2 separate regions of the Mus musculus genome follow, and region 1 is linked to region 2. The links are chromatin loops, found by intact Hi-C in ENCODE. Cell type or tissue: left cerebral cortex. All regions are shown on one strand. Each heading gives the region's core, and the rest is flanking DNA. Links, peaks and the distances in the headings are about the cores only.

Region 1 (15,862 bases), core at 4,766-12,765, 160 kb after region 2:
CTTTGTCCTTCTCTGAGGAAACATAAATGATGGGGATTTTAATTGGATCTGAGTCTGGTTTGTTGTAACCTTAAGAGGCAGTGGATGGGAGGCAACAGCTTGTGCCTCGTCCTTCAGTCCTTTCAACCGTGAGAAGCTGCTGAACAGTTGATCCTGGCTCTCCGCACCACTGCCGCTGCTGAGGGCTCGTCAGCTGTCTCGCTGTCCCCCAGAGGCTGGGTTATGGGCTGGATGCAGAGTAGAACTCTGGTCTGTGAGGAGAGGGGGAGGGGACCCACCTTACATTGCATTAAATGTGTTTAGAAGAAGCACAAGGTAGAACCAAACAGCTGCTGCCCTCTCAAAATATCTTATTTTTAAATAATATCCTATAACTTAATGATTTGAGCATTTTTAGATTGCCAACAACACCTTCACCCCACTTTATTGGGTGTGAACTGTTTGGAGCATTGCTATAGAAAAATAGAAGCCCACAAGAAAACATAGAGAATCATCTAACCTGGGCCCATAGTGGCCCACAGAGACTGAACCACCAACAGAGAGCACTCATGGGATGGAGCAGGCTCTGTATCTGACTCTGTGGCCCACCTTTGGATTACTTTCCCCTTGCAATGCTAGCCACAGTAGGAGGAGATGCCTTTTGTCCTACTGCAGCTTGGCCTGCCAAGGTGGGTTGATAGCCATGGGAGGCCTCCCTTTTTCTGAGACTTCTTCAGAAGAGAAAAGTCTGCGGGGGGGTGGGGGGGGTGGGGGGGCAGTGAGGGAGACAGGGAGACACTGCAGTTGGGATGTAAAGTAAATAAATTAATTTTTAAAAGTAAAAGCAAAGATGTGAAAGATAGTTTTCTAAGATATTACTAGCCACAGTTTGTTTCTGGCCCAGTGTTTTCTTAATTTATTTGAAGAAAGGAAGAGGAATACCTCAAGGAGAGAGTACAGTAGTGAAATTACCACAGATGGTAGCTGGCCACCCCTTCTGTGACAAACTTCTAAAACAGTCCTCATAGCAACAAGATTGTAAGCATCCTGTTACTATGTCATTTGCCATGCTCTTGACTGAGTGTCCGGTCTATGTGACATAGCTGAAGTCATTGTGGTAGATTTGACTCCTCTCGGGCTCTTCCATTATATGCTGTTGTACACTACGAAGAAGCAAGGGACAGCCCCAGTAGCTAAGAGCAAAGCACCGAGATTACTGCCTGGTGCATATTGGGAGGCCCCCTTGTAGCCATACTCTCAGGAAATGCCCTTGGAGCTCTAAGGAGGGCAGTGTCCTCCCTGGCTTGGGGCCAGTCAGGAGCTGAGGGTTAGAGTTAGGAAGCTTCAGATGGATGCAAGCGAAGGAGGGCGGTGCAGGTTTGTCAGTGCTCTACTGTCTCCCGGGCAACTGTGCTGCCAACCTGTACTCATCCGGATGTGTCCTGATAACTGACACTAGATTTCTTAATCTAGAAAGAGGAAGGAAGGTAACCGTGCCTGCTGCTCTGCAGCAAGGGATCAGGCCGTCCAACCAGAATGTATCCCTTCTGCCCCCTCCCCTGCACTTGTGATGCAGAAAGAGAGAGTTGTGATGGTTAGCTGGATGTGCAGGAAGGGAGAAATTGGTCCATATTTCCCTGGTGGCAATGGGACAGCTCCTTCTTGTGCGGACCAGCTTTAGGGAGTGATGGTTACCACTGTTGTCTAAGATAGCTCTTGGCACAGACTTTAGCAAGCTGGAGAACTTGTAGAGTTGCCCTTGCTGTGTTATAAAGAATTACGGTGGGAATTTGGAAAAAGAGCAGACTTGTTTTTCTTAGACCAACAGGGATCAATTGAACTTGAGCAGTTTGGTCTGGGAGTGCTAAAGTGGAACCAACTGACTGAGACATCATATTATCCCAGAGAGTGTGCACTGTAGTCTAGGGTGCCTTGTGTTATAAACCCAGCATTAATGAGCAAGAACAGGGCTGGGAAGGCTTAAGCTGCCGAGGGGCCTTCTTTCTAATTGGACTGGGAGGGAGCCGGTTCCTGCTAGCTGCTCTCCGGCAAGCCCTGTCTAACAAGACGTGCATATCTTGAGCTGTTGGCTTTTTAGGAGCCAGTCTCAATCTGATATTTCCAGACTCAAAACCACAACAGAAAAAAATTGTCTTATTTTCTTCACGTGTCACACAGCTTCCCAGATAATGCCTCCTGAGCCGCCACCCTTGGTTTTGGAGTCAGGTGATATGTTGTAAAGAACATGTCTAGATTAGGCTTACAAATAACAAGCTAAAGTGACAGGCTAGGAAAGTAGAGCCATCTTACCGTAACTCTTGATCTTGCTTGTAGCTGTGAGGAAGCCCTGTCTTCCAAGGCTACAGAGGGTGTGGCCTGCACTGGACACTTCCTCTGTGGCATGTCAGTCGGTGCCTATGGGTGTGAGTAGGCACCCAGTGTTGACAGAGTATGTGCTCTCCATAGCATTTGATTTAGGGTCAATATAACTAGAAGAATCCAGATCCTGTCTGGGCAACATTGTGCTACTATTTTCAAAGAGGAAAACCATATTGTCTGTTTTTTAAATTCATCTGCATTAATTCAGCTATATCTAATCACTACCCGACCCACAAAGAAAAACGGAAGTATTTTTGTTAAAGAGAGCCACATTCGCTGTGTTAAATCACACATATCCTTCGAATCTATTCTGGCTTGTCTTCTTTAAATGACTTTTAAGAAGCCATCTGTTTGGTGCTCCTTATTCTTCTTCCTCCTCTCTTTTAACCAAATATCTACAGCCAAACCACACAACAGAAGGAAGCAGCACCCTTGTCCAAAAACCTCTGTGTGAGGGGCTGTTCATGCCCCACTGGTCTTTTCCACTTCGCTGTATTGCCCCGGGAGTGGGCAGATACAGGGGGAACAAGTGGGGTGGCCCTTTTATTCAACATGACAAAATAGACTCTTAAACCAAACCAAACTGTGTTTTAGTCATCCCCAGAAAGACAGGCTCTCTGTCTTCCTGTTATGCTTAGATGGGCAAGCTTTTACCTTGTGCAGTTGCGATTACCTGCAGTGGAGAAGCCTGTCTCCATGCCCAGTGCCTGCCTATGGAAGAGGCTCCTTGTCTGTCCATCTTTAGTCCTGGTCCGTCCTTGTTCCTATTTCTGGTCTTCAAATGACCTTCCTTCTTGTGGTCATATTATTTTCCCTAGGAGTTGATGGTCATAATTATGGTCTCTTTATTGGCTTCCGAAATGCTATTTTGGGAAAGTTGAGGGTTTATATAAAATCAGTGGGGGATCAGATAAGATGTTTGTTAGACCTAGTGAATAGCTTATTCTCAAATTAGGCAGGAAAGTAAGCCAGGAAAAGAGTCTACTAGAGCATTATATGAAACGACTTTTCTTGGTAGAAAGAAAGACATTGGGTTCCCATATAAAGCTACTTACATTATCAATTTTCTAACTTAAATCCTATAACTGATGTGAAACATTGGCACACGCTGTGAGACTAAACAAAGATAAGTAAGATCTGCCCTAAAGAGATTGCTCTGGGCTCTTGTATATAAAAACTTTAGTTTTAACTTACACGACCTTGGAAGGTCTGCCTCTTTTCTTTCTTACACCATACAGGGACATCAGTTGGGCATAGATGATCACCCAGATTTTACAGGTAAGGAAGCAAAGACATAAAGAAGTAGAGGGGCTTGCGCAAGGTTATATGGCTGTTGTTGATTATCAGACCGTCCTACTCATCAAAGCAAAGATGAGCATGTTATGACCCCTGACCTCAGATTTTTGCTGATCCATCCATCACCCAGCCAGGTACAATAAACCCATCACTAAGTTGAACTATTTAAAGACAAAAATGTTGTGTAGAACTTCTAGGCTACCACATGTATTCTAGCAAGAGCATACAGGTGGAATATGGGCATCACTCTCATGATCTGATGCCAGCTGGAAGTTACAGCTCATGGCTCTGCCCAGCATGGAGCAGAATAGTGTACTGCCTATTAATAGTGTGGAGAAGATCAAATCCCAAAGTCTAAATGTATTTTCTGCTGAACATATCCTTTCACACCTTGGTAAAGTCAACAAATTGAAAATCAAATAAACCATCATGAGTTGGTGGTTGTCTTGAGTCTATTTTATGATTAATTATACATACTAATTAATAAGTAATCATTCCTGCTGCCATTCAAGGGATAGAATGATACTACTTATTGTACCTGGTTCATATCCTTTCCTATATACAAGCAACTATGGTAGATGAATGATGGGGTGGGGTCAGTGGGTGGATGCAGAGATTGTCTGCTGGGTACATAGAGCAGTCATTGGACAGATGGAGGCTCTGTGGGTGGATAGGAAAACCAGTGGACAGGTGGAGAGATGGGAAGGGAGGGAGGGAGGGAGGAGTGGGTTGGTGTATGGATCGAGGGATGGGTGGATGGGTCAGTAGATAGATGGAGGTGTGGGTAGATGATAAATGAAGGGGTAGGTGGGCTATTGGAAGAAGGGAGGGAGAAAAGGATGGGTTGTGGATGGATAGAGGGATAGACGAATGGGTGTGTGGGTAGATAAATGTTAATAGAATGTTGCTGTGCATATTAAGTAAGCATGGTGATGGGTTATCACACCTAAGACCTTTTCGAGAGTTTAAATGTGGGAGTTCCTTAGATGAGGAGTTATTAACTTTTTTTTTTTTTTTGGTTTCAAGGTGTTTATTGTAGAAAGGCAGAGAGAAAGAGTAGAGAAACAGAGGGCGGCCGTGGCCATGTGGAGAGAAGGGAAGAGGGAGCGAGAGGGCTAGAGAGGAAGCAAGAGAGGCAAGAGTGAGTTATTAACATTTTATCCTTTAGCCTAAGACTTTTAATAATTTATGGTAGAAATAAATACTGGGGCGTTCTTTCCTGTGATTGCAGTAATTCCCTTAAACCAGAATTTACCCGAGTCTGCTGTGCTTGAGCCATGCATCAGTGTGAAAGGTGTGGCGCGGTGTTACGGCTGGATTAGGGATTATGACCTGGAATGCTCCCTTGGCTCTTGTGATGTGGATGTACTGGGGCATATAAAGTTTGCAAGTCCAATGGGCCTCTCTTTCCAGTGATGGCCGACTTTATGATGGAGATTGTTTTGGCTTTCATGGAGAACAAACCTGCTTGCAGGGTAGCACTGGGGTTTCTAGGCATTAATTTGTTAGCTCTTTAAAAGTTTAATGAAAATGACGTGTGTATTAGGATTTACTGTATATCAAGTATGACCCATGGTCTTTTATGTCAACAGCTTTCTGGTTACCTCATTTATAAAATGTGAAAGATTTTTGTCCAAAGACCTTTAAGCTCATTATCCTGTCTGTAGCACTTTTGCAGTTTGGGTAAATATCACCTTTAAGAGTAAAAGAGACATAAAAAGTGTAATTACTTATTCATGATAGCCATCTAGTCAGTAAACCTCCTTTTTTTTTTTTTTTTTTTCCAGCAAAAGCTGTCCATAAAATCCCTAGGCCATCAGTTAGCAGCAGCATTTCTGCCATTCTTGTCAGTATGTCCTGCCTCTTCTGTTTTTCTTTCTGTTGCAATGAGACTGTCCTGGCTTGATCTTGTCTCCAATTCTACACTCCCTGTGTGTCGCAGCTTTGGAGTGAGTCCCACTTCCCCACCAGCTATGCACCCTGACCCCAGCTCTCGCAGCATATCATGTCCGCATGAGCCCTAGCTTGCCTCTTCAGTTTGTTTTCTTTCTCTTTTAAAAAAATTGTGCTGTGGTAGCACACATCTTTAATCCCAGCACTCTCCCAGACAGTAGAGAGGCAGGTGGATCTCTGTGAGTTCAAGGCCAGCCCAATCCACAGAAAGTTCCAGGACAGCCAAGGCTACACAAAGAAACTCTATCTTGAGAAAGCAAACAAAAAAATGGTTTTTTATTTTATTTATCATATTCGTGTGTGTGTGTGTGTGTGTGTGTGTGTGTGCGCGCCTGTGCATGCATTCATGGAGACCACAGAAGGATTTGGGGTGTCCTGCTCTATTCCTCTCCCCTTGTTCCTGAGATACAGGGCTTTTACTGAAGCTTGAGCTAAGCTGATGGCTACATGCCCCATGAGCCTCCTGTCTCCCTTCCACCCCAACACCTGGCTTTTTATGTCTGTACCAGGACCTGAACTCAGATCCTTGCGATTGCGCAGAGACTCCTCTTACCCATCTGGCTGCCCTCTCCAGCCCACTTGTGCAGCCTTTTTTCTTCACCAAATTAGAACTTGCCCCCTAGTCCTCCACTCTCCCCTTCGTGTTTTGGTGAAGTCCAGCATCTGTGCTTTTGATCCTGTAGTTTTGCTCCCTAGCTTACGTGGACCCGTGTTCCTCATTGCCTGGTTTCTGGCCGGTGTCCTTTCAGGAAGCCATTCCCAAGCTCCTCACTCAGGTCATACGTAGAGTTCCCGGTCCGTGTCCTTGTTTGATACATGAGACTAAAATGTCTGATTATCGTTCCACAGAGGCAGAGACCGACAACCAGAGCCATGAATGGGTTTGTCTTTGGCACTCTGCGGTGCTTTTTAACCATGGGCATTCAGTAAATGCAGGTTATGTGAGGGAGAAGAGAGACAGACAGAGACAAGTTCGGCTTTCTAGGGAAAGAAAGCTTAGTTCTGCCTTCTAGTTTCAAAATCACTCTTTTCTCCCACTTCTTGTTTTCTTTTGCTTAAACTTCACACTCCTTTTCCTCTTTTTTCCCATGATTTGATTCCATTGTACACATTAAAAACAATTATTTAATTAGGCCTTTGGGGTAGGGGGTGCATGTGTGCAGTGCCTGTGGAAGCCAGAAATGCACTGGACCCCCTGGAGCAGCTGGAGTTACAGGGAGTTATGAGCTACTTGATGTAGGTGCTGGGAACTAATCTTGGGTCCTGTGCAAAAACAATATGTACTTCTAATTGTAAGTACACTCCTAACGCTTACACCCCTAACACATGTACTCCTAACACACATATTCCTAACACTTACACTCATAACACACTCCTAACACCTATACACCCTAAGCACTTAAACTCCTAACACACACTTAACACTTACTGTCTTTCCAGCCCCATTGTTCACCTTCTTTGTATGGATCAAGGGAGTATGGCTGGGGCTCAGCGCTGCCCTGTGGAAACTCTTTCCTTTCCAGTGCCCAGCATTTCATCCTGCTCTGGTCTCTGACGACCCCCTGGTAGGCACACTTACTTTTCCTGCCTTTGCTGGTGAGCTGTGCCAGGCAGGTCCAATCATGCTGCATTTTGAGAGTTGAAGTTATGAGATAAGGATAAAGAGCTAGAAATGCAGCGTCCCCAGATTTAAAGCTTGGAAATTATGAAAACATAGTAGACCTGCAAACTAAGCTGTAAGTGAGTCAGTTCAGCTGCATTCACTGAGACCCACTGATGGAGGAAAGACCTGCGGGTGTTACAGATATACAGTGATGGTGGCCAGTGTACCCAAGGGGAGCCAAAAACTGAGCAAGATGTCAGCAGGGCCTCAATGTGCATGGACTATCCTTAACAACGCTCATCACATGTGTCCATAGCTGTGGTCGATCTCCTCCAGGAGCTGACAGACATAGACACCCTCCACGAGAGTGAAGAAGGAGCAGAAGTTCTCATCGACGCCCTGGTAAGTAGCTCGCACTTCAGGTTGTGTGGGATTGTGACGTGTTGGCCTTGGCCTTGCCACTCTGCTCAGGGGGCATCCGTAGAATGCTGGTTGGAGCTGGATGGAGGTGGTGCAGAAATGCAGCTGGTGGGCCGAGTTCTTCTGTGGGACTGTGAGGGAGGAGGCGAGAGGAACCCAGTGCCTACTAACCAAGTGCTCTTGGCAGGACTTTTCTCCTTCCCTAGCTCTGCTTATTCCTCCCCACATCCTCCTGGAAGCGGGGGCACAGGAGAGGCGGAACAGCATCTCTGTAGTCTCTCTTCTCTCTGATTCTGTGTCTTTCCCTCACTCGCTGGTTGCTACTAACCTTTTGATAGAGGGATCTCACAGATGTTTGCTTTCTGTCTTGAGCTTTATAATTGCAGCGAGGATGGACACTGTTACTTACTGTACACAAGATGGGTCGTCAGGGAGACAGGGAGTGTTAGAAATGAAGAGCAAACCTGAGATTTCTCTTTTTTTGGTTTGTTTTGTTTTTTTTTAGTATAGAATACAATAGAATTTATTCAGGGCATGGGGAGGGGAGTTAAGAGGGTAGCAGAGGCAGAAAAAGGCAGAGAGAAGGAGAGAGTAGAGAAATGGGGGCCTACCATTGCCATGTGGGGGTTGGGGGGAATTGCTGAGATCTCATGTAGGTGAGAACTGCATCCCATGCTGAGTTAGTTAGTTTGTTATAGGGTCTCACTATGTAATTCGGGCTAGCCTGGAACTTGATTTGTAGACTAGGCTGGCCTCAAAATCTCAGAGATCTGAACTCACAGATCTCTGTCTGCCTTTGCTTTCTCTGTGTTTGAATTAAAGATTTGCATCGCCATATGTGTGAAGCCAAGGCCAAGCCTCAGACATCACTCACTTCCTCAGCGGTTACCCAGGGTGCACCAAGGCAACCCCTGTTCACCAGGTCCCAGCTTGACATATGAGAAAGCCCAGAGACACATGGACTCCTCCTGCTGGGCCCCTCAGCCTGGCCTGTGTCCACTGAAGCAAAAACTTGCTTGCATGCTCTGATCCCTACCTGATGAGGGAGGCCTCCAGTCTGAAGAGGCACTACAGCTAGCCAGTGGGGGAGGCAGATTTGGTCTAGCCTCTTCCCCTAATTTTGATGGCAGTTCATTCTGCTCACTGCTAGGGACTCTGGGCTTCCCTTTCCTTTTGCCCTCTTCTGCCTCTTCTCTCTGATAAGAATGGTGGCAAGTGTTGCTTTCTGAGAAGTCTGTAATTTCTCAGAAGCCACTGCAGCCATTCATGATAGGCTCATTAAGCTGCCTTCTGGTCCCACCCACAGACCTAGGGAATCAAGGTAACTGGACTGGGAACTCCAGTGCCTGGGAGACGCCTCTGCAGTACGGCCTGCCACTAAGGTTCTCAGCACCAGATCTTCCCCACACTGAGCTCACTGCTGATGTGGTATAAGTGGAGGGGTTGGGAACCCTTTGGAGATGAAGGACTGTCTCTGAGCCCGGCTGAAGTCCAGCAGGACCCGTGATGCTAGTGTGAAATTTCTATAGCTGGTTTCCTTTCAGGCTCCTTCCTAGAGTGAGCTGCCACTTTCATGGGCTTTGAGACCTTTATTTTTCCTTAGAACCACTGTACAGACAGGGAAGGATTCTGCCAGGGCAGCCTTTGTTTTGAGGAGCATTTGTCGCAAGGCTGTGGCACCCCCTCCTGCACTGTCTCTCCACAGTGTCATTTGTGCAGTCTTACCTTCCAGAGGTTAATTACGGTGGGCCCTGTGTGCGCCTTCCTGCCTAGTCCCTGGGCTGGTTTTAATTACCGTCCTTTGCCTGTGTGAATGGAGAAGATGAGAGGGGAACAGCCAGCCAGGCGGCTGCTGTGAACCTACATAGAAGCAGCAGCTCGCACAAAGCCCCCTTTGTGTCTCCGTGTTGCCAAGCCCACCAACAAAGGCTGCATCTTGCAGATTTTATTGTCTGTCTGGAAGGGAGCAGTTCCTCCTCAGTCTTGGGAGCCATTAGGTAGCTGCTGTGCAGGATTTCCTGTTTGTTTGGGGTTTTTTATGATTATATTATTTTAAGATTTTGGCTCTTACGGCTTTATCCTGGTGGGGCTTTTGTGAATCACAGACACTGCATTCTGGAGTCCAGTATGTTATTTGCTTGTCTGCTACCACTCAGAAGTCGTCGGTAAATATCAGTGGGCAGAGCTGGAGAGGAGGCTTCTGTTTATCTCGCCCTCGTGCCACATTGAGGAAGAAGTTTGATAAGTATTCTCATATTACAAGGGTTGAGTTGTCTTCATAGTTTTAATTTGGGGCCAATATTGGAAGCCTGGACTCGCTGGAGCAGAGGCTAGAGGGCATGTGGCAGGATTTATTATGGCGTACAGTTTGCAGTTATTGCCTTGGTCTTTTTCCCAGTTGGAAGTCCCAGCAATAGAGTAGCACATTTGTGAGCAAAGTGCTGTCCTGGCAGTCTTGGGAATCTTTGGGGTTTTAAATTTTGGATCACATTCATTGCTGTTCTGTATACACAAAGGGAGTATTTGTGCTTTGGAACAAATCAATTTAGGAGCCTGGAAGATGGACTTCTCTGGAGATCATAGATGTGAGGTTTATTGCGCTGGTGAGAACTCCCTGGCTCACCCCTCCACAGCCATGTGGCTCCTGAGTGCAGTGACCAGACAGTGGATGGCCTGCAGTGAGTGCCTCCCTGAGCTTTCTGGGACCCTTATATCTTCCTGTCAAGCCTCCCCCAGCCTCAGCTCAGTCTTTGAAGCTTTTCCATATCATCTCCCCAGCAGAGACCTGGGAACTTGACACATTGCATTATAGCTTCTGTGGGCCAGTTTGTCTTTCCCAAGTTGTGGTCCCACTGGGGGACTGGTCAGGCCTGCAGCTCTGCCACTCACTGTGTGCCCTGTGAAGGTTACTTTCCCTTCCGTGTTGTGTTTCACATGTTTGTCACACAGTGCACCTGTGAGGCATCAGTACGTATTTAGAGATCTTTAGGGCACCCACTACTTGCTGGCTGTTTTCCAGAACTGGTGGAGATCCAGCAGTTTGTAAATGTCAGGTGATGGTGAGAAGTGTCATCTACCACATGGTGACATGTTTGTGGATGTTTGTTGAACAGTTTTCAGTTTGAAAATGTTTCAGAAAGCATTTTCAGTAATTATTTTTAAATATTTGGATGACTTGGGTCTAAATAAGACATCCAAAGATGGAGGCTTTGTTTAAAGAAAACAGCAATGAGGATACAGGAGGCCAGGAGGTTGAGAAGGCAGGCTCTGTGGGATGAAGAGTAGGGCTGGTCAGATCTGGGGCCAAGCCAACAGAATTTCAGATTGTGCGGAGGAGTCATACAGAGCAGGGTAAAGAGCCGCTGAGGCGTGAAGCTGCCTGAGCCCCGCATCTTCTGTAGACTGGAGCAAGTGTACCTTGCTGTAGAGAACCTGGGGACCCTTCCACACCCATCCTTGCCCTCAGGCAGCCCTTCTCAGATGCCCAGTCCTGAGCGCAGGCCATGGTCTGCCTTGGTCTGATGTGCTGCTTGCTTTGTGCTGCTCAGGTGCAGCCACGCTGAGGGTCTCCTGACGCTTGTCACCGTGTCAGCCTCTGCTTCCTGGCCTTCTTGCTTCCATTCGTGTTCTCTCCTTTATCTCTGTCGCAAAGCAGAACTCACCAGGTCTTCATTCGCTTGATGCTCACTGCGTGCTGACTTCCTCTTGGTCCTAGAAACTGGCTGCTTGTAGCTCTCAGTATGGCTGATAGGGTCTCTGCTCTCAGGGGGTGAAACAAGATGGTCATGCAGAGGATGAAAATGGAATGGCTGAGTGTGTGGGGGTCTGGTTAGACCTGGTTCTCTAAAAAGGCCTTGTCTTAGTCAGGGTTTCTATTCCTGCATGAACATCATGATCAAGAAGCAAGTTGGGGAGGAAAGGGTTTATTCAGCTCACATTTTCCACATTGCTGTTCATCACCAAAGGAAGTCAGAACTGGAACTCAAGCAGGTCAGGAAGCAGGAGCTGATGCAGAGGCCATGGAGGGATGTTCCTTACTGGCTTGCTTCCCCTGGCTTGCTCAGCTTGCTTTCTTTTAGAACCCAAGACTACCAGCCCAGGGATTGAACCACCCACAATGGGACCCTCCCCCCTTGATCACTAATTGAGAAAATGCCATACCTGGATCTCATGGAGGCATTTCCTCACCTGAAGCTCCTTTTTCTGTGATAACTCCAGCTTGTGTCAAGTTGACACAAAATCAACCAGTACAGGCCTGAGTTCTGGGTACAAGAAGAAGCCAGCCATTCAAAATGGCCAAGAGCAGGGTAGGACAGGGAAGAGACCAAGGTGAGAATGAGCTTGGCACCAGGGAGAATGAGAGGAGCCACTTGGTGTGGGGAGTGGTTCTGCGTCCTATAGGCCTCTGTGAAATCGTCTGCATGGGCAGACATTAGGCATGGGATTGGCAAGTGTCTGTCTAGATGTTTAGAACAACCGACAGGCAGCTGTGGGTGGGGAGTGGGAGGGCAGGAATGGAGGCACATATCTCAAGAGGTGACTGTAGGCTTGCTTTTAGTATTATGACTTTCAAAACTTATTTGATCAAGATCCCTTCCACATGTTTGGGGGTTATTTTATTATTTTTTTAAACATGACATTTCTGAAACGCGTTGTGGGTGGAAGAACTCCAATCTAGCTCTTGAGTGTCATGGAGTGGGCCAGGTAGAAAAGGAATCCTCTTCAGACCCTCTCATCTGCCTGTTTCCCTCTTTCCTCCTTTTCTCTTATATCCTTCTTCTTTGGTCAAGTGGAAAAAGATGTCTGATCATGCCCTCAAACCTCCTCATAGTGAGACCTGCTGTTTGGGGACCTGCTAACAAGCAGAAATAACCAGAGACTTATCAGAAACTGCCAGGCCTCAGAGAGACCTCATTTCCAAGGCCAGGGCTGCTCTGGCTGGTGCTTTAATCCCCACGCAGGATTTGTTTTTAGTTTCAGACTTGGTCACAGATCCAGAAAATTGAAGGTAGGCTGGAGGCTGGAGGAAGTAGGCAGAATGCTAATTTGCACTCCTTACCAGCCGACTCCAGAGCCATGCATAATACAAATACTTTCCTAAGGGTTTTCTGAGCTAAATGTATTTTGACTGCTCTCGGCCCTCCTGCAATCAGATAAAATTGTATCTAACCCAACTAAACATTGAGTTTCACACTTTGCAAGCTTAAAAAGTCTGCCTGTTGGAAGTTAGATTTCTGTAACAAGAAAAAAGACTTTCCTCCAGCCAGACACCCACCAACCATATCCACTTGGCTCTAGGATCTAAGTGCTGCTCACCGCCACTGTCCTGCCAGTTTCTAGACAGCAGAGATGGCAAACATAACTAAGAATCAGGGAAAGAGACAAATAATGCAAATAAATAATGCTGCCATCCATCGCAGCAGAAGCCGGCCATGCCGTCTTGTTTGTAGCAGTGACAAGCCATTGCTGCCAAGCAGAGCTGTGACGTTTGCCACTTCTGAATTGGGGGAGATAGGGGAGTTAGTTAGGGTGGTTTAGAAAAAACTAAGTTGTGGATGCTCTGTGCCCCCAGATGTTTTCTGCTTTCTTTGCCATGCATAAATGATTCAGTTTATTAAGGGAAACACTTTAATGTTCTTACTGGCTGTGAGACTTGAGAGCACGATTGTGTATCCCTGGGAGAAGAGGGAGAGCAGCTCATTTTCTGCTGCAGCCCTTCCAGCTCTGGCACCAGCTCCTCTCCAGTGGCTCCGTCCCCATTCCTTCCCCAAGGCATAAGGGAGAGCTCAGAAAGCGTCACTGACTAGCAACTGGGTGTGCAGACAGGCCACAAATTTCAGATTTTCTTCATGTCCAGATGTTGCCCCTGAGTCTCAGAAAGTCCCAGAAAGAGCAGGGGCTGTATTTGTCTTCTCCTCCCTGTCATCCTTAGGCTCTGTCCAACCAGGTCTGTAGAGTGCAGCTCACTGGGCTCTTCCTCCTCCTGTCTGTCTTTCTGTTCTCTGCTCACTGCTGTCCCAGCTCTATGGCTCTGGCCAGGCTGCCTAACCTCCCTGAGCCTTTGTTGTGTGCTCTGTGAGTGAGAGCTGTGAGCTTTATGCCAGGGTAGATGCAACACTGACTGAGAGCACACAGTGACTGCATAAGTTTATTTGGTAAGGTTAGTTTCTCAGGTATCTGTTTGGGCAGAGTTGTTCAAGATCTTAAAGTGAGCCAGGGTCCGTGAAGTAAGGGGCTTGCTAGCAAAGAACTTGGCTTTTTCTTCCCCAGCGAGGTAAATGGCATGGAGTGAGAACAAAACTCGATGCAAACTTGATTGTGGGCATTTTGAGTTGTTCCTTTAGCCAAAAGTAGTGCCCCCTCCCCCCATTTTCCTGCGATTGCTGTAGGATTCTTCTTTATCCTCACTTCCTGTGTAAGGCAAGCAAGGCAGTGGGAAGGGGAAGGGAGGCTGTACCCAGCTCTCCAGTCTTCCTAGATGCCTGATCACAGCTGTCTTAGCTAAAGAGTCTCTTCTCCAGGAGAGAAAACCAGGGCTGCCTTCCCTCCTTCCTTCCCTGCATGCCCTGGGGTTGCCCACAGGCAGTCCCCCAGAACCTGTTGTACAGATGGCAGTGTAAAGGAGGAAAGGCTCTCTTCAAGATTCTAGAAGGAATCCTGACTTTGGTATCGCTCCTTGGCAGATGTGTGTATTCTGTAGCTACTGTGGGTTTCCTACCGACCTCAAAAGGTGACTCAAGTAAGAGCTGGAAGTATGTTTTACCCAATGCCTCATGCCCTGTTTTTCCATCATGTGTAGGTACTGCTGAGGCAGAGCTTGGGGAAGGAGAGGTGGGATGATGACCATGAGAACCTTGCATTCACCAGCTTTGTAACCCTGCCTTTTCCTTTGTGCCACTCATCTCTGGCTTGCCCAGCCGGGGTCAGGACTAACTTGGGGTTAGGAAGCCATTAAGACCCCTTCCTTGCCTCGGAGTGCCTTGAAGAGGCCATGGGTTGAGAGAGCACTGCAGGCTGCCAGTTCTGCACTCAGTTTGCTCATTTGAATGGAGAGCTGTGACTAGGGGAATGGGGACATTTGGGGATTGACCTGTGATGTGTTCTTCTCTTCCTTTGCTTCCTATTCCCGCAGGTGGACGGGCAGGTGGCCGCATTGTTGGTGCAGAATCTGGAGCGCCTGGATGAGTCTGTGAGGGAGGAGGCTGATGGCGTCCACAACACCCTAGGTGAGGGGCTGGCACCAATTAACAACCAAATGGGTTTTGGTTTTTTTTTTTCCCCTATACTCCAAAGCTGCCTTTTAAAAATGAAGACCCATGTGTGCATTTCATGTAACTACAGCTTTGATTTGGTATATAGGCAATAAAAGCTGAAATCCACTAAGTAGGTACCCATCCAAGAGAAAATATAAAATATGCTGGCTCCTAAATTTTATTTTAAGATTTTACTGTTTCTAATTATGTATATATGTATGTTGGGGAGTGTTTGCACATCATTGTGGAGGCCAGGAGATCCTTGTTGGATTTCCTGTGCTAGAGTTAAAAGTGGTAGACCCTCTGATATAGGTGCTGGAAAGCAAACCCAGATCTTTGCAAGAGCAATATGAACACCTCTCCTTAGCAGCCTTTGCCTCCAAAAGTTAAGATGAAATCCTTGTGGGGCCCTTTCTGCCCTAGGAAGCAAAGTTTTAAATTTGTGGGTGATCTCGTGTCAGCTTCCCTCACCCACTTCCTTCAGTGGAGCTGCAGGTGTTTGCACATCTGTGGACATTACAAAAAGGTATTTGCATTGAAAGAGCCAGTGTTTCCTTGTCTTTGGTACAGACGGCTTGGCTAAGTGAGTTAAAATACTTCCAGCGACTCTGCTGCCCGAGTCCCATTCATTTCAGTGCATTCTTCTACAGTCCTTTCCTTCTCCCTCAAATCTCTCCAGCTTCTCCCTTCGCACAGTTGCCATATTTAAAGTCATGCCTTTGGGCAGGCCGCTTCCTCCCTGGCTGCTATTGTGTTAAACCAGCGGTGGCATCTTTGCAAGCTGAGCTCCAGCAATGAAGGGGGCCGAGCTGAAACAGGAGTTTCTATGAGATTAGTTTCCCTCCCGGCTCCTCTGTGCTTACTGCAGATCTCCCTTGTAGTGCTAGACTCTTCAGTGTGGATTATTGTAAAGAAGAGGGAAGATGGGCACCCAGGGAGTATGAGAGGGGAACACGACAGCCTGCGGTTGGGAGCTGGC
Region 2 (15,862 bases), core at 4,242-12,241:
CATTTGGGCACCCACTCTGATGGATATTGGTCTTTTCCCAGCACTTCAGATAAGACCCTTGAGAAGTTTTGAGGGAAGTGAAAACTGATGCAGAGCATTTGGATAGCTTACCAGGAAAGACCTCATGCATAAACCAAGATAAGGAGGTTGGCAAGCAGCCCAGGGCCCCTTGGTGACTGGGTATTGCGGAAGGTCAGAGTGTGAATGGAGGACACAGACCCCTTTACTACAAAACGAGATGCTCTGCTTGTTGGTTCTTCATCCACTGGACACAACCTGGAGTCATCTGGGAAGAGGGAACCTCAATGCCTTCATCAGATTGGTTTGTAGGAAAGTCTGTGAGGTATTTTCTTTATTAATGATTGATGGGGGTGGTATCATCCCTAGGTGGTCCTGGATTGTACTGAAAAAAAGAACAAGCAAACTGAGCAAGCTATGGGGAACAAGCCAGTAAGCATCCTCCTCCACGGTCTCTATTCCGTTCCTGTCTCCAGGTTCCTACCCTGCTTGAGTTTCTGCCTTGATTTCTCTCACACACGGGTGATGCTATCAGAGAAGGGAGGGTGTTTGTATTATGATTGGTGGGTAATGTTTCACATTTATTCCCAGTCATAGAGTTCTGACAGGACAATTACCCAGGTCCTTCAAGGACTAACCACCCTTACCAAATAATTAGCAGGAAATCCAGGAACTGATGATCCATGTATAGACTGGCTAGAAGGGTAGCTGAGAAAACAGAAAGGGCTGATGGCTTCCATCCTAACTTACCTCATAGCTGTAATGGGAACACTGTCTGTAGTAGGATGGATGCTGAGTTATTCCTGATGTAAGGAGGTTAATGGAAAACTCACTGAAAGAGTAATCAATAAATAAATGCCTGTAACACATCAGTATAGCCTCATACTTCTAAATACTAGATCAGACCATTGGATCTGTGATAACATTAACTTTAAGAAGTTAAAATGACTCTAAAAATAAGTCTGTATGTGTAAAATTTTTAAAAAGAGGGAATTACAAGAAATAAATGGGGACCGAAGAGATGGCTCAGTGGTTAGGAGCACTGGCTGTTCATCCTGAGGACCCAGGTTCAATTCCCAGCCACCCACGTGGCAGCTCATAACTGTCTATAGATCCAATTGCAGAGGCTCTGACATCCTCACACAGACAAACATCAATGCACATGAAATGACCCTCTGAAACTTTCTTCCATAATCTGCCTTGGTCATGGTGTTTTACATGGCAATAAAAAAGTAACAAAAACAGAGCTCATCAGAAGATCACAGCTAAGCAGGGGGCACCAGAGCCCTGCCTTCCCCAGCTGACCGCTGTGCCTGCTTGTCTGGGCACTCTCAGTTCATCTCAGGGTTGAAAAGTTACATGCCATCTGTGACATGACTGAGCCCAGGTATCAGAAGAGAAGGGACTCTCCAGCTCCAGGGTATTCATACATGCATCTTGAGTTAAGAATGAGATATTGTAGAGGGGTAATGCTAGACCATAGGCAGATTGTACCTTCAGAAAGAACCCAGTCAACAAGAGCTAAAGAGGACAGAGAAAGGTAATATGAACCCACTGTTTTGGGTCAAATCAGCATGACAGCCATTTTTGCCTCTTGCCTAGGCTGACATCCAGATTTTGCAGAACCCCCAAAATAAATTGGATTTGTTTTTAAGTCTTCAGAATTCTTATTATGGAGTAAGGTTAGTCTAGGCCTCAGGTTTCTGTAGCAAGCTCTAACCTGCAGAGACCAGCTCAGTTGCTCTTCTGAGAGTCTTGAACCGTGACAGTGTACACCTGAAGCCTAGTGAGGTAGGGACCCCTCACTATTGGACCTGGCAGCTCCTTCCTGAAAAGCCTCACTTCCAAAGTTTGTCTGTTGGACCTGAGTTAGAGCACACTGTGTACCTATCTCAGAGACATTTGTTGAAAACATTAGCAGTGATTTAATGTGGCAGCTGCTGTGGACTGAACCCTCTACAACCGTGAGCCAAAATGAACCTTTCCTCCCCTATATTGTTTCCATTAGGTACTCTGCCACAGCAATAAGAAATGGAGTAAGTTAGAGAAGGAAAAAAAAAAAAAGGCATGTCTGATGCATTGGGAAACAGGGCCAGATTTAGCAGTGCACATCTGTAATCCCAGAATGCCCAAGAAGTGGGAAGCAGAGACTAGAGTCTCTCCAGGAAGCTCTCAGGCTCTCTGGGCTTCAGTACACAGTGCAGCTGCAGAAGAAAGAAGAGAGAGAGACCCTGCCTTAGCAGGTGGAGGGAGAGAGCTGACCCCTGGAAGTTCTCCCTTGAGTTCCATTTGTGTACCTGGCATGTATATGCCTGCCCCCCATCACACATGCATATTCGTGCCCACAGCCAGCCAATCAATCAATCAATTGGAGAAGAGGATGGGAGTGATGTCTTACTAAAAAAAATAATATCAAAGAAGAACTTATTTTAATTTTTAAAAAGTACGAATTCTGCAGCTGAAAAATGCTATAACTGCAATGACAGTTTCTTTCAATAATGACGGAAGGGCCATGCAGAAGATCAGGATAGAATCAAGGGGGAAGGGCACTCTAGATCAGCTGGACCTAGCAGGTGTCAGGGAAGAACTCCCTGCAGTAGCTTCCAGGTACCCAAGCAGGGCAGATGCTAGGTTAGCTCTGAAAGAAGAATCATGAACTTGCAGGAACTTAAATTCTACAAAGTGTGTCACATAACCTTACAGAAGTCAGAAATCATAATGGAAGAGAGAACGGAGATTCATAGCCATGGATTCTAAACAGAACACTGTCAACCAGCAAGCCACAGAAAAATGAAACAATGAAATAGTATCTTTTTGTTTATTTTTGAGACAGTCTTAGGTAGCCCAGGCTAGCCTTGAACTCACAATGTAGCTGACTTTCAATCTGATCCACATGCCTCCACTTTCCGAGAGCTGGGATCACAGGTGTGTGGCACCGTACCCTGGCATCGAGCTCAGGGCTTTGTGGCAGGCAAGCTCTACCACCTGAGCTGCAGCCTTCACCTCTCCAACAATCGTGTGTTCATGAGAAGAGAAACACAACAAAGCAAGCCGTGTAGGCCACTGCTATATGTACTTCCACTTCCAAAAAAGGAGGCTGGGGGCTGGAGACACCTCAGCAGTTAGGAGGGAGTGCCTTTCTCTCAGGGGATCCAAGCTCAGTGCATTAAGGGTCAGTCAAGACCCTGTTTAGTTCCCAGCATCCACATTGCTGACAAGGGTCCTTGTGCATCACTCACAGGGATGTAAAGTAGGTCAGCCTCTTGCAGAACAATCCACAGGCCTTCTGAAAGCTAGACAGAGAGTTCCCGCAAGACCCAGTGATTCTGGTCTTGAGTCCACACCCAAGGCAGAGAGAAGCAGCTTCACATAGTGTCCAGATACGTTCATAGTGGAACTGTTCGCAGTAGCCAAAAGGCTACTGCCATCTCCTCCTCTTTTTCATTGTTAATTCTAGTCATTATTTTTTGGTCATTTCGGCTAGAGGTTTGTCAAGCTTATAAGAAGCAACTTTTTGCCCGATGGGTTCTATGTAGCATTCTTTAGTCTCCATCTCATCAATTTCTACCCCAGTTTGTTGATTTCTTTTTATATATCTCAGCACTAAACCTATGAACGTTCCTCTCAGAAAGTATCTGACGGAACTAAAACTCACCATGATCCTCCTGCCTCTGCTTCCCAAGGGCTGGGATTCAAGTCAGGTGCCACCACGCCTGGCCTGGTTCTAAGAAGCTTGGCATTCCGATTTCTTCCAAGGCCCACTGAGGTCACTGGAAAGTGTTCAGTTGCTAAGGATTTGTACAGCTCCTGTGGCCTCTCTTGCTACTGATTTCTAGTTTATCCCACTATGATGTGATAAGCTGTACTATGTCGTTTTGTTCTGTGGGATGAGTGTAAAGTGTGTCCCCCAGGGTCTGGGGCTGGTGTCCTGCAGAGGGCACCATGGTAACTCACACATATTTCTCACCCTGCTTTTCCTCTGATCTTCCTGTGTCTCATCTGAACTACCCACCTAGAGGCTCCCTTTGAAAGAGTCCAGACCGAGACCCCGTGCTCTGCCTGTGCACCTGTGAATGTGGGTGCGTGAGTATGTGGGAACTAAACCACGAATGCCTGCACATTTGCACTTCTCATATTGAGAACCTGCATGTGCGCACACATGTGCTCTTGTGCAAGCTGCTAGTCTCTGGAGTACAAGCATTGGCTGCATGCTGCATGTCAGAGGCTGAGCATGTTAGTATTCTGTCTAGACTCCACTCCCATAGTTACCTGGCAACAGCAAGGTAGGCCTGGCCCACTATAAAAGGGGCTGCTTGGCCCCTCCTTTTTCTCTTACTCTCTCTTGCTCTCTTGTTCTCTTGTCTCTCCCTTGTCTCTTGCCCCCTTGCTCCCCCCTTTCCCCGCTCTCTCTCCACATGGTCATGGCTGGTCTCTACTTTTCTACTCTCTCCTTCTCTTTGCCTTTCTCTGCTTCTACTACTCTCTTAACTTCCCTCCCCATGTCCTGAATAAACTTTATTCTATACTATACCGTCGTGTGGCTGGTCTCTCAGGGGGAAGGAATGTCTCAGAGGGAAGTATTCTACCAACGGAGCCATAGCCTTAGTCCGATGCACTGTGACCTTTGTGAATGTGTTGGTGGTAGTCTCTGACTCTAAGGGACAGATAGGCCACCAACTGTCCTCTGCCTCTTGGGTTCATTTTCTCATCTATAGGATGAGAAACACCAAGGGCTGGGATAATGGCTGTCTTAGCAAGCTTGGCAGTGGGTAACCCTAGGACAGTGGCACCCCCCCACACCCCCATAGAACACATTCTTATAGCTCTTTATCTTTTTATGATCACAACAGAGCATATATCTACACTTGTTATATGGGCATAGGTGGCTCTCAGGTCTGCTTAAGGTTTACTTGGGAAGGAGCTGAGGTCACTGAGGTCAGAGATCCTTACAGAGGCCCTCCACGGCCCTCTGATGATTAAAAGTCTCCCGTCAGGTGGTGCCTGAGGAGATGGGCAGGTGTACAGTGTAGTGACAACCTGCGGTCCGCCCCCTTTTCCTTGTTGATGCCTCTGTGGAGACAGTCTGGTCTCAGATGAGTATATTCCCTGAAGAGAGGCAGCCAGAGCAGCTGTCAGCATTGCTGAGATGGTGAACGGCTGTGGTACCTGTCAGCAGCCACTGCATAGCTGTCTTGGTGACAGGTGCCAGCGGCAGGAGGAGAAATCAGCTCTTCTTGGGCTCTGGGTTCTTGTACCAATGCTGCCTATTGATCTGCCTACATGGAAGGGTGAGCAGGGCCCTGTGCATTTGAGAGCAGGGCCTAGCCCCTGGGTTTGTTTCACTAGATTTAATTCTGGTCGTATTGTCTACGGGACATCTGTCTGTTCCTTGTTGGAGACCTACAGACTGCTTGGCCTGCTTGGGTTCTCTGGTCCTGCAGCCAAGTGTTGGCACTGCCTCGTCCACTGGCTCACTGGTGAGCTCGCTATTTCCAGAGCCTGGGCCTAGGCTTCAGGCCTCCTGCCCTACTTCACCCAGGAGGTCGTTTCATTTCCCTCCCTCCCCACAGGGCTTCTATCACGTACATTGTTCCCATGAGGGAGAATTGGACCCTTTTCCTCTCAACTCGGATGTCTGTAGCCTGAAGAGGGAGATCTGGTGGGCTTTAAGACCCAGGGGCACCAGGGTCAGAGTTAGACAGTACAGGATCTGGATCCTAGGAAGGGGACTCTGTAGTTGTTAAAATTAGATTCCAGCTGGTGATTGGAAGTGAAGCTTAAAAAGCAGAGGCTAGGGTGGGTCTGCCTGCCTCCCGAGGTAAAGGGCCAGCTACCACGGAACAGACTGCCAGAGTGCTGGTGCCCCAGGAAGAGAGCACAAAAGTCAGGACATGGTGGCAGTCCAGCAGGAGCTGGATCGGACTCATCCTTCTTACCAAACCCCTAGTCCCAAATAAACCAGAGCCTCTGGATCTGGGTTCGAAATTTAACTTAATATGCTGTGTGACCAAGCATGTCACCTCACCCTCTCTGAACCTCAATACCCATCATTCTTTTTTTTTTTTTTTTTTAAACAGGGTTTCTCTGCATGGCCCTGGCTGTCCTGGAACTCACTCTGTAGACCAAGCTGGCCTCGAACTCAGAAATCCACCTGCCTCTGCCTCCCAATTGCTGGGATTAAAGACCTGTATCACCACTGCCCGGCTAGTACCCATCATTCTTATACGAGAACCACAGTAGTCACTTTAAGGGTGGGGGATACTCTTGGGGAGAGCCTAGACAGAGTGGGGACCCAGCAAGAAGCAGTTTCCACCTTGGGGGAAAGAAAGCCATCACTGTGCCCAATGGGGCTGCCTGAGACCTGGGAAGCAGAAGCACGGCCTAGTTCCCTGGGCTGGTGGCTGAGGACTCTTGCTGATCCCTGGTTACTATGCATTAATCTCTGTAAAGGGCCCTGCCACGGGGTCTGGAGCACAGTGAATGTCACACATCTGGAATGATGCTCACACTGAGGCAACATCTGGGCATTCACTGTGTCAGGTTTCAAGTCAGCTACCCAGGGCCTTGAGAAATGGTAAAGCTGGGCACATCTAGATCCCTGAGAATCTAGAGCCCAATCTAGGGTGGCAGAGGGGAGACACAAAAGCACCCACAACACAAGACAAGGTCAGGTGGAGACCCGCAGAGAGGTTTCTGAATGGCAGGAGGATGCCAGGGAGTGTAGTAAAGATGAGCTGATCTGTAGGCATTGCCTGTGCCTGGGCACCCTGTCTTACTCATATAGTCTCATTTAAAGCTCAAAACAGCAGTTACAGGGACTTCTTGTGGGCAAGTAGACCTTGCCACCAGACAGAAGAACTGGTCAGGCTGAGTGGCCCCAAGCCCCCTGAAACTCAGAACTGAGAATGGTAGGAGTGGGGCCAACTCCATGCCAAACTCTACGTGCTCTGGGACACATAACCACGACAACCCACTGAGATGACCATGACAATCAGCCATGTGGGGGAAAACATCTGAAGTCCTTCCCCATGCAGGTTAGCATCATTAGCATCTCAGTTTGAGCCAATAGGAAACCCCTACCCCTGGATCCCACCCTGCTCCTCAGTGTTTATAAAGTCCCTGTACACATGGAATAGAGCGCACAGGCTATTTCACCGAGAATCATCTGAGAGCGACTGATTTACTGAGCTGTGACACTTGGGGAAAAGGTTTTCTTCCCAGAAGCATTCATCGCTGGTCCTTGTACCCTCCTGACAGGCTGGACTCATGCTCCTGCTGCCTCTGTTGTCACTGCCTGCTGCCACCGGCAGCTGCCCTGCCCCAGCTGCTGGTATTGACGCTGCCACGGTGCAGGCCAGATCTGGGACCTCAGGTACCTGCCCCGCGTAGGCTTCCCTTCTGAGAGCTGTCACACTGTGTCCGTCTCTGGCTGGACCACAGGGTTCTGCAGAGGATGACAACTTCTAGTCCCATTTTACAGATGCAGAAACTGAGCCCAGAGAGGTCGTGTGATGGCTGATGGCAACCTTCATTGTCAGCTTGATAGGATTTAGAGTCACCATGGCAATAAATCTGCAGGAACGACTCTCAGGAACTTTCTAGACTGTCTTAACAGAGGTGAGAAGACCCACCCTAAACACGCACCGCACCGTTCTACGGCTAGGAGCCTCGATTAAGTGAAAAGACAAAGTAAATAGAGAACCAGCATTCATCTCTCGCGTCTTCCTGCAGATGCAATGGCCACCTCATTCCCAGGGCAAGCCTTCCAGGCCGCGACAGGATGGGGAATGGAAAGATGCAGCAGGGAGCCTGACCAGGAGATGGCGCCAGTGTTGCTGACTTTGAATGACAAACGAGACGGACAAAGTGGCCAGGCTTCTGCTGGATTAGAAACAGACCGCTCAGCATGAGAAATAGCCAGGGCTAGAGCCATTAGCCTTATCAAAAAGCTGATTGCTCTTAGCAAAGTATTTAATACGGTTTCCTGCTATTAGGGCCCAAACCTGGACTAGCAAGATATTAATTCTGCAGATAATCATTGAGAGGGGAGGACCATATTTTAATATATGGCAACAGGCAAGCTATTGTCATTTTTCCCTTCTATCTTGATTGCCGGCTACCCAATTAGAACTGGCTTTCGATGCCCCTTCCTGGAGGGACGGAGATAAGGCTTAATGTCCTCGAACAAGATCTATCGGCTGCGACGAGAGGCCCATAAATATTAATAAATCTATAATTAGTCCTGTGGAAAGGGGTATCCATCCATGAGGCAGTTCCACCCATCGATGCCAAGAAACCACTTTTGCTGGGAAAGCATGACTTTTCTCTCCCAAATGCCAGGCTCTTTGTTCCAGAAGGAAGCAGCCCTTAGATGGTCCAGATCCTGATGTGTTTGCTTTGAGACAGACCCTCAAGAACAGCCAGGATTTCTGCAGTGGTCTCCAGGGAGGGAGGCTTAGCCTAGGTGGTTATAGGAGAAGGTTGGGGGCCCAGAAACATTTTCTCACATTATTTTAATTTTTAAAAACCTTCTTATTGATTCTTTGTGAAGTTCACTTTATGCACCCCAATCTCACTCATTTCCCCATCCCTTCATATCTACCCTCTGCCCTTGCAACCCAAAAGAAATTTCTTTTTCTTTTTTTCTTTTTTTTCTTCTTTTTCTTTTTTGGTTTTCTGAGACAGGGTTTCTCTGTATAGCCCTGGCTGTCCTGAAACTCACTTTGTAGACCAGGCTGGCCTCGAACTCAGAAATCCGCCTGCCCTCTGCCTCCCGAGTGCTGGGATTAAAGGCGTGTGCCTAAAAATTTTTTTAAAAAGTAAAAGAAGCAACAACCAAAAGCATCTCTCTGTAGAAGCCGCAGGGTGTCCCACAGTACACCTTTTATCCAAATATCATTACTTGCAAATGTTCATTGCAATGAGTCTTTGGTCTGGCTCAAGGCCTCTGGCTTCTGCTAGTCTATCAGTAGTGGATGCTCACGGACTCCTCTCAGATATTCTGTTCTTGCCCTGTGTCATGGAGATTCTGCAACTTTGGATCTGCAGGACCAGCCCCTTCATGAGCTCCAGCAGTTCATAGATGGAGTAGATGTTGGGGTGGGCCCTGGATCAAAGCTCCCCAGTGCTGCACCCATCGAGGGGCATTGGCCTGCCCATGCAACCACCTGGCTAGTGAGGGGTGGAGCCAACTCTGCTCAGCGTCCCACACCCCTCGTACATCTACATGGCCCAGGGGCGGCAACCCAGACCAGGACTATGCACTCGGCCTTTGATGGTAACATGGACCACAGATGTTGACACAGACCCTTGCTGCTGCAGGGCAATGGACCCAGACATGGCTCTTGGTAGCACCATGGGCAGCGACTTCACTGTGGCCTCAGATGACAACACAGGCTGCTCCCTTCAGGCTGTTCCTCAGCACCCTCATGTCTCCAGTTCTGCCTCTCCTCATGGTGCTCAGACCCCTCTGCTTCTCTCTCTCCCATCTCTCTACCACTTGCGAACTGCAGTGGCTCTCTCTCTCTTTTTTTTTTTTTTAAAAAGATTTATTTATTTATTTATTATATGTAAGTACACTGTAGCTGTCTTCAGAGACTCCAGAAGAGGGCATCAGATTTCATTACGGATGGTTGTGAGCCACCATGTGGTTACTGGGATTTGAACTCAGGACCTTCAGAAGAACAGTCAGCGCTCTTAACCACTGAGCCATCTCGCCAGCCCTGCAGTGGCTCTTATAGTGGATGGGCCTCTGGGTGTCTTCTGCCCCACCCCCCATGTGGTGGTAGACAGGTTCCTTCATTATTTTAATTTTTTGTTTGTTTGTTTGTTTTTCGAGACAGGGTTTCTCTTTATAGCTCTGGCTGTCCTGGAGCTCACTTTGTAGACCAGGCTGGCCTCGAACTCAGAAATCCGCCTGCCTCTGCCTCCCGAGTGCTGGGATTAAAGGCGTGCACCACCACACCCGGCTATTATTTTAATTTTTAACTGAAACTATTTTGAGTTATTTCATTTAAAGTTACCTGAAAGAGCATATAAAATCTGAGAGGCCAGTGGACTAGTGAAGGGGTTTAAAGTTACCCGCAAATAGGAATACAGATTGTTGGTTTAAATATTTGTGTGTGTAGCCAGGCACGTTGGAGCATGCCTTTAGTCCTAGCGCTTGAGAGGCAGGGACAGGAGGAAACCCTGGTCCTCAAAACCAGCATGGTCTATACAGAGAATTCCAGGCCAGTCAGGGCTACACTGTAAGATGCTGGTCCATCACCCTTCCCAAATTATGTGTATATGTGATGTACATGTGTGTTAATGTATGTGCACTGATGTGTGCATAGGTATGTGTGTGTATGTATATGTGTTAGAGACTGACATCTGACATACCTTCCTATATCACAGTCCATATTATTCTGGAGACAGGGCCTCTCACTGAACCGGGGGCTCACCTACTCAGCTAGACTTGCTGGCCAATTAATGATGTTCAAGTGTCTTCCAATCTCACCTCCCCAGTTCTGGGCTCAGCTTTTCTGGGTGCTGGGGACCTGAACTCAGGTCCTCATGCTTGTGTGGTCGGCGCTTTCCTCACTGATCCACCTCCCCAGCACTACTGTGAGATGTTTTTATTATTGTGATTATTGCTTTGTTTGGGATAGGAATGTTGGCCCAAGGCCCACATGTGGGATGCCTGGTATGTTGGTCAGGGTTCTCTAGAGCAGCAGAACTTATAGAATGAGTCAGTCTCTCTCATATATATATATATATATATATATATATATGCATGGGATTTGTTAAAATGAGATGACTTTACAGGCTATGGTCTAGCTAATCCAGCAGTCACTGGTTATGAATGGAAAGTCCAAGTGTCCAGTCATTGCTCAGTCTGCTTGGCTGGGTGTCTTAACTGGTCTACATGGCTCGGTGTCTTAGCTGGTCTTCAGTATTCACTGGAATCCTGAAGAAGTCGTCTCTAAGGCCAGTGAAGGAATGGACTTGTCAGTAAGGTGAGAGTGAGCAGGCACAGAGCAAAAGCTTCCTGCCTTGATGTCATTATATAGCTTCCAGCAGAAAGCGCGGCCCAGGTTAGAAGTGGGATTTCTCAACTGGAAAGATCTGGATTAAAGGTGTGCCTTACCTCAAAGATCTGGATTAGAAGTAGATCTTTCCATTTCAAATTAAGCAAAAATCTCTCACAAGTGTGTCCTCCATTTTGGAATTTTAGTTAATTCCAGATGTAGTTAAGTGGACAACCAAGAATAACCATCTCACCTCATCTCCAGCCTTGGATGCTGTTGGGAAGTTCTGGACCTTTAAGAGGTGGGGCCTCAAGGGTAGCCGCTGGAGTGCCAATGAAGATAGCTGGGGAGACAGACTCTCTCTCTCTCTCTTTTTTTTCCTACCTCATCCTGACTAGGTGCTGCCTCCCGAGATGCCTGAAGATAATGAGTCTGTGGTTATTGACCACAGCCTTTTTAACTAGGAACCAAAATAACCCTTCCTCTTCATAAATGCTCTCAGGCACCAACCCAGTGACAGGAGCTAACCAAAACTAGCACACATCAAGTGAAATACACACCTCCTCACACGTTCAGCTCCACAGCTTCTGACACCCTGGAGACCATCACCAGGGAGAGGGGCACTCTTCCTACCAGACCAGAAACTCCTGGGACCTGCCCAGTCTGCATCACCATGGCGTCTACTCTTCTGTCCTCCAGAGCTACAGATGCCATCTGCCTGCCTTTGTGCCCCGTAGACGTAGACTCAGAATGAACTTGTGGCTCTGCCCCCCATCATTCCTCATTATGTCCTAACACTATGGCGTCCATTTTAGAGCAAATGCTCTTTTTCTTTCTTATGGTGAGAGTAACACTAGTCATGGTAGAAATGACTTAGAGCACAAATGAACAGAAAGGGGTGGACATTGCCTTTGCACCTGTGCCTCATCTTATATATTTTAAAAGGACTGAGTTTACTAATAAGTGTGTGAGTATGAACATGCACACGTGAGTGCAGGCACCCTGGGGACAGGAGAGAGCATTGGATCTCCTGGAGCTGGAGTTACACGAGCAGTTGGGAGTCACCCAAAAGGGGCGCTGGGAACCAAACTCAGGTCCTCTGCAAAAGCAGTATGTGTCCTTAAATGAGAGCCACCTCTCCAGCCCCCTGCACCTGAGTGGTGCCAAGCCTCTCCATATTAAATTTGTGTTTGTTTGTTTTTGAGACAGGGTTTCTCTGTGTAGCCCTGACTGTCCTGGAACTGGCTCTACAGACCAGGCTGGCCTCACATTCAAAGATCCACCTGCCTCTGCCTCTTGAGCGGTGGAATTAAAGGCGTGCACCACCACCTGGCTCACATTAAATTTTTAATTAATTAATTAATTTTTAAGTAGATGGGCAGCTTAGGGAAGGTTGGAAATGAAACTTGGTTACAATTGGTAGAAGCCTGACCTAAACCGGGAGTGGTGGCACATGCCTTTAATCCCAGCACTAGGGAGGCAGAGGCAGGCGGATTTCTGAGTTCGAGGCCAGCCTGGTCTACAAAGTGAGTGCCAGGACAGCCACGGCTATACAGAGAGGCAGGCAGATTTCTGAGTTCGAGGCCAGCCTGGTCTACAAAGTGAGTGCCAGGACAGCCAGGGCTACACAGAGAAACCCTGTCTCCAAAAACCAAAAAAAAAAAGAGAGATTTAATCTGTTGATTCAAGTACCAGTTCTTTTCACCGGCTGTCTCTACAGTCGCTATAGCAACCTCAGGACTGGCTTACTAGGGTTCCATGGACTTCCTTGGACTACTTGCTATGGCTAGGCTGACAGAGAACTCTGACTGGGCAACCCCTGAGTTGGCTGAGACAGCATGGGTATTTCCACCCCGTTTCATAGTCAGAAAATCAAGAGGGAACGGCTCCCCAAAGCACCAGACAAAAGAAGGCCTAGGGGTCTGTTCTAAGAGGAGCCTGTCCTGCCCATGAAGACAGCCAGCAAGACTAAAAAGGGAAGGGATGTGGTGTGTCTGCTCTGTAGGGCAGGCCACACCTCCAGCAGGGCAGGCCACACCTCCAGCAGGGCAGGCCACACCTCCAGCAGGGCAGGCCACACCTCCTGTCCTTTCTTACTCAGTCACCGCCTCCATTCCTCTTTTGTGCACGCCTAACCCCATACTTTTTCAAGGTCTAAAAGACTTTAGGACCCAGGAAATGAGACATGATACAGAGAAGACAAACCTCAACAATCTAGTCAAAACAAGCAGCCTGAGAGCTCCCAGGTATACCAAGCCAGCCTCCTGCTGGCTCCCTGGCATCCAATCCACGACTGGACACAGAGATAGTGACGTCAGATGCTGTTTAAATGGATGGCTGGCGCCTTTACCGAGCTGACCTAGTCCTCTGGATGTCTGTATCTTTGCTGTCACCTTCGAGGGTATTATTTTGATTCCTGTTGTGACAGATGTGCTTCTATTTGTCACAATTCATTTACTATCCAGTGTCTTGGGTGCCCAGGAGATAGAAACTCCCTCTCACTCAGAATGTAGGCTCGAGTGTGTGGAGAAACTGAGGCACTCGTATAAATGGAGCAGGGTGTGCACTGGGATTTGATGGGAGGCCCTCTGGCTCTTCAACTGGAAAGAGTCAAGAATTGTGGGAAGGCGTAGCCTGAGCTCTCAAGCAAGCCAGTCTGAAGGAAATGGAGTCAGTGTTTCTCGGAGCCCTTAATGGTCTCATCCCGTACATGTGGGCAGGCTGCCTCAGCCTGGCTCTACCTCTCTCCAAGCCTTCTTAGCTCTCTCGGCTGGTGCTGTGACTGACACAGTAATTGGTGTGTAGGCTGTGGGCTAATTGAAGTGGGCTGTGGATTGTCGTGGGCTGTAGCAGCCCTGGAGGAGGTGTGGATTATGGTGGGCTGTAGCAGCCCTGGAGGAGGTGGGGATGAGGCCATGGGCTTGGTCCCCTCCCAGGTTGTGGTGGGATGGTACGGCCATATGGAAGAATCTCAAGAACTAGGAAGGACCTTTGGGCTCCCTAAGGGGATGGGGTACAGAGGGTAGGCTGAGAGTCTCTCCTAAACCAGTGGAACCCCTGCTGGTGCCGGAGCTCCTGGAGAGGGAGGGGAAGTAGTGCCCCTATTTGTCCTTGTCACTTACAGGGCCTGAGGGTCTTGGCAAATAAATTCTCTATTTGGAGCCTGGTTCAGGTTCCTTGATTCTTTCGTTCATTCCTTCCAAGTTCAAAGCCAGATTATGGCATTCGTGCCTTCTGGGTTTGAGATTGGAGTGTTGTGGGAATAAGATAAAGTCTGGATGTCTAAAAGCTAAGGGCCAGAGGGAGACACCCAAATCTCTCACAAAAGGGTGGGGGCAGTGGGAAGGGAGCTAAGAGCAGTGGGAGCAGGCTGTCCCCGTGTGAGGAGGGCAGGAAAGTGGGCAGGTACCATGCTTAGCCTGTACAGGCCTGGCACACTGAGCCAGGGCAGGCATAGGCAGGTCTAACCCTTCACCACCTCTGCCTTCCCTACCTGGATGGTATACAGAAGGCTGTTCCAGCCTCGGGTTTGAGCCACCACCAGAGGTGATAGTCTTCTGCACAGCAGGAGGACACAGGTCAGGCCATGGACAAGGAAGTAGACCCTGCTGGTGACAGGTACGAGAAGGACAGGGCATGTCCTACAGGGACAGCAGCATATAATCCCTACTACCTTGCAGTGTAGCACAGAGAAGGGTCTGGCCTGGCACACAAGAGGTGGCTTGAACCCACCTTAGCTCAAATGCAATTTGTGGAGAAGGACAGGCAGGGCAGCAGCTCTGCTTTGTTAGGAGACTAGCCCCAGAAGCTGTGGCCACGGCGGTGAGTACAGTTGTCTCTCCTAGCTGGCCATGCACAGAGTTAAGGGGTTTGCAGTCAGCTAAAGGAAGTGAAGGGAGTGTGGCTCGGATCCAGGGCAGATGTCAACCACCTCAGCTTGGTCTTCAGATGATACCAAACAGACAAATGGAGATGCTAAGAAAACACAGGCAGGACCCCAGCTGCAAACACAGATCTTGTTATGGTCCAAACCCAGGTCGCTGATGAAGGGGGATCAGAGCCCAAAACAGAAACAAATTAGGGTGCAGTGTTGTTCCTCAAGGTCAAAGCAATTTTCCCAGTGATGACGCTGGACCAGAAACTGCCTTTGCTAGGAGCTCAGAGCAGCAGAATTGGGTGATGAGGAGAGATGCGTGTGGCTTCCAGGGACCCGGATTTCCAGATTCACTCTCTTTTGCTTGAAAATTAGTCTAAGAAAGTTACAGAAGTCACTCACACACACATACACACACACACACACACACACACACACACACACACACAAAGTATCTGTGATATTAATGCTAGGAGGGGGTTGGGACAGGAGAATTTCTGTGACTTGTGGGCCAGATATTCTAGTCAGTCAGTAAATTTTAGGTTCAGTGGTTAAGAGCCCTGGCGATTCTTCTAGAGAACCTGAGTTCAAATCCCAGCATCCACGTGGTGGCTTGAAGCCATCTATAACTCCAGTTCCAGGAGATCTGATGCCTTCCTCTGGCCTCTGCAGGGACTGCACACACATACATGTAGATAAGACTCCCACACACATAAAAACAAATAAATCTTAAGTTAAGATGGGGAGGTCTTGAGGAAGACAAGTGATGTTCATCTCTGACCTCTACACGTGCATATAGAGGTGTACAGACTCACCCATGTACACCACGTACGTACACACACACACACACACACACACACACACATACACACACACACACAGGAAAAACTAAAGTCCTGACAGCCACCATTTGCAAAGCTACTTTCTAACCTGCTGCCGAGCATCCCATGTCCTGATGAGT

The links. Peaks named below come from ENCODE experiments on the same cell type or tissue, not always from the same donor. Only the 100,000 strongest peaks of a DNase experiment are listed, where the experiment ranks them.
Region 1: it touches region 2 in a loop (2.2-fold over the local background); 2 of 42 quality-filtered maps call a loop at or near these places.

Annotation. Positions count from the first base shown.
Region 1 is chr2:157,791,913-157,807,774 of GRCm38, forward strand. It overlaps Ctnnbl1 (catenin, beta like 1), which reads left to right. Exons shown (of 16, transcript NM_025680.4): 5 at 7,515-7,612; 6 at 14,763-14,856. Among named protein-coding and RNA genes, the nearest start is that of Ctnnbl1, 62 kb to the left of the region's middle. In left cerebral cortex, for the core only: a CTCF peak has its summit at 9,665; DNase peaks (open chromatin) are centred at 7,798, 9,560, 10,995 and 12,757; H3K27ac peaks cover 2,885 bases.
Region 2 is chr2:157,628,013-157,643,874 of GRCm38, forward strand. No RefSeq gene overlaps it. Among named protein-coding and RNA genes, the nearest start is that of Platr27, 39 kb to the left of the region's middle. In left cerebral cortex, for the core only: a CTCF peak has its summit at 7,837 (motif pointing right); a DNase peak (open chromatin) is centred at 7,842.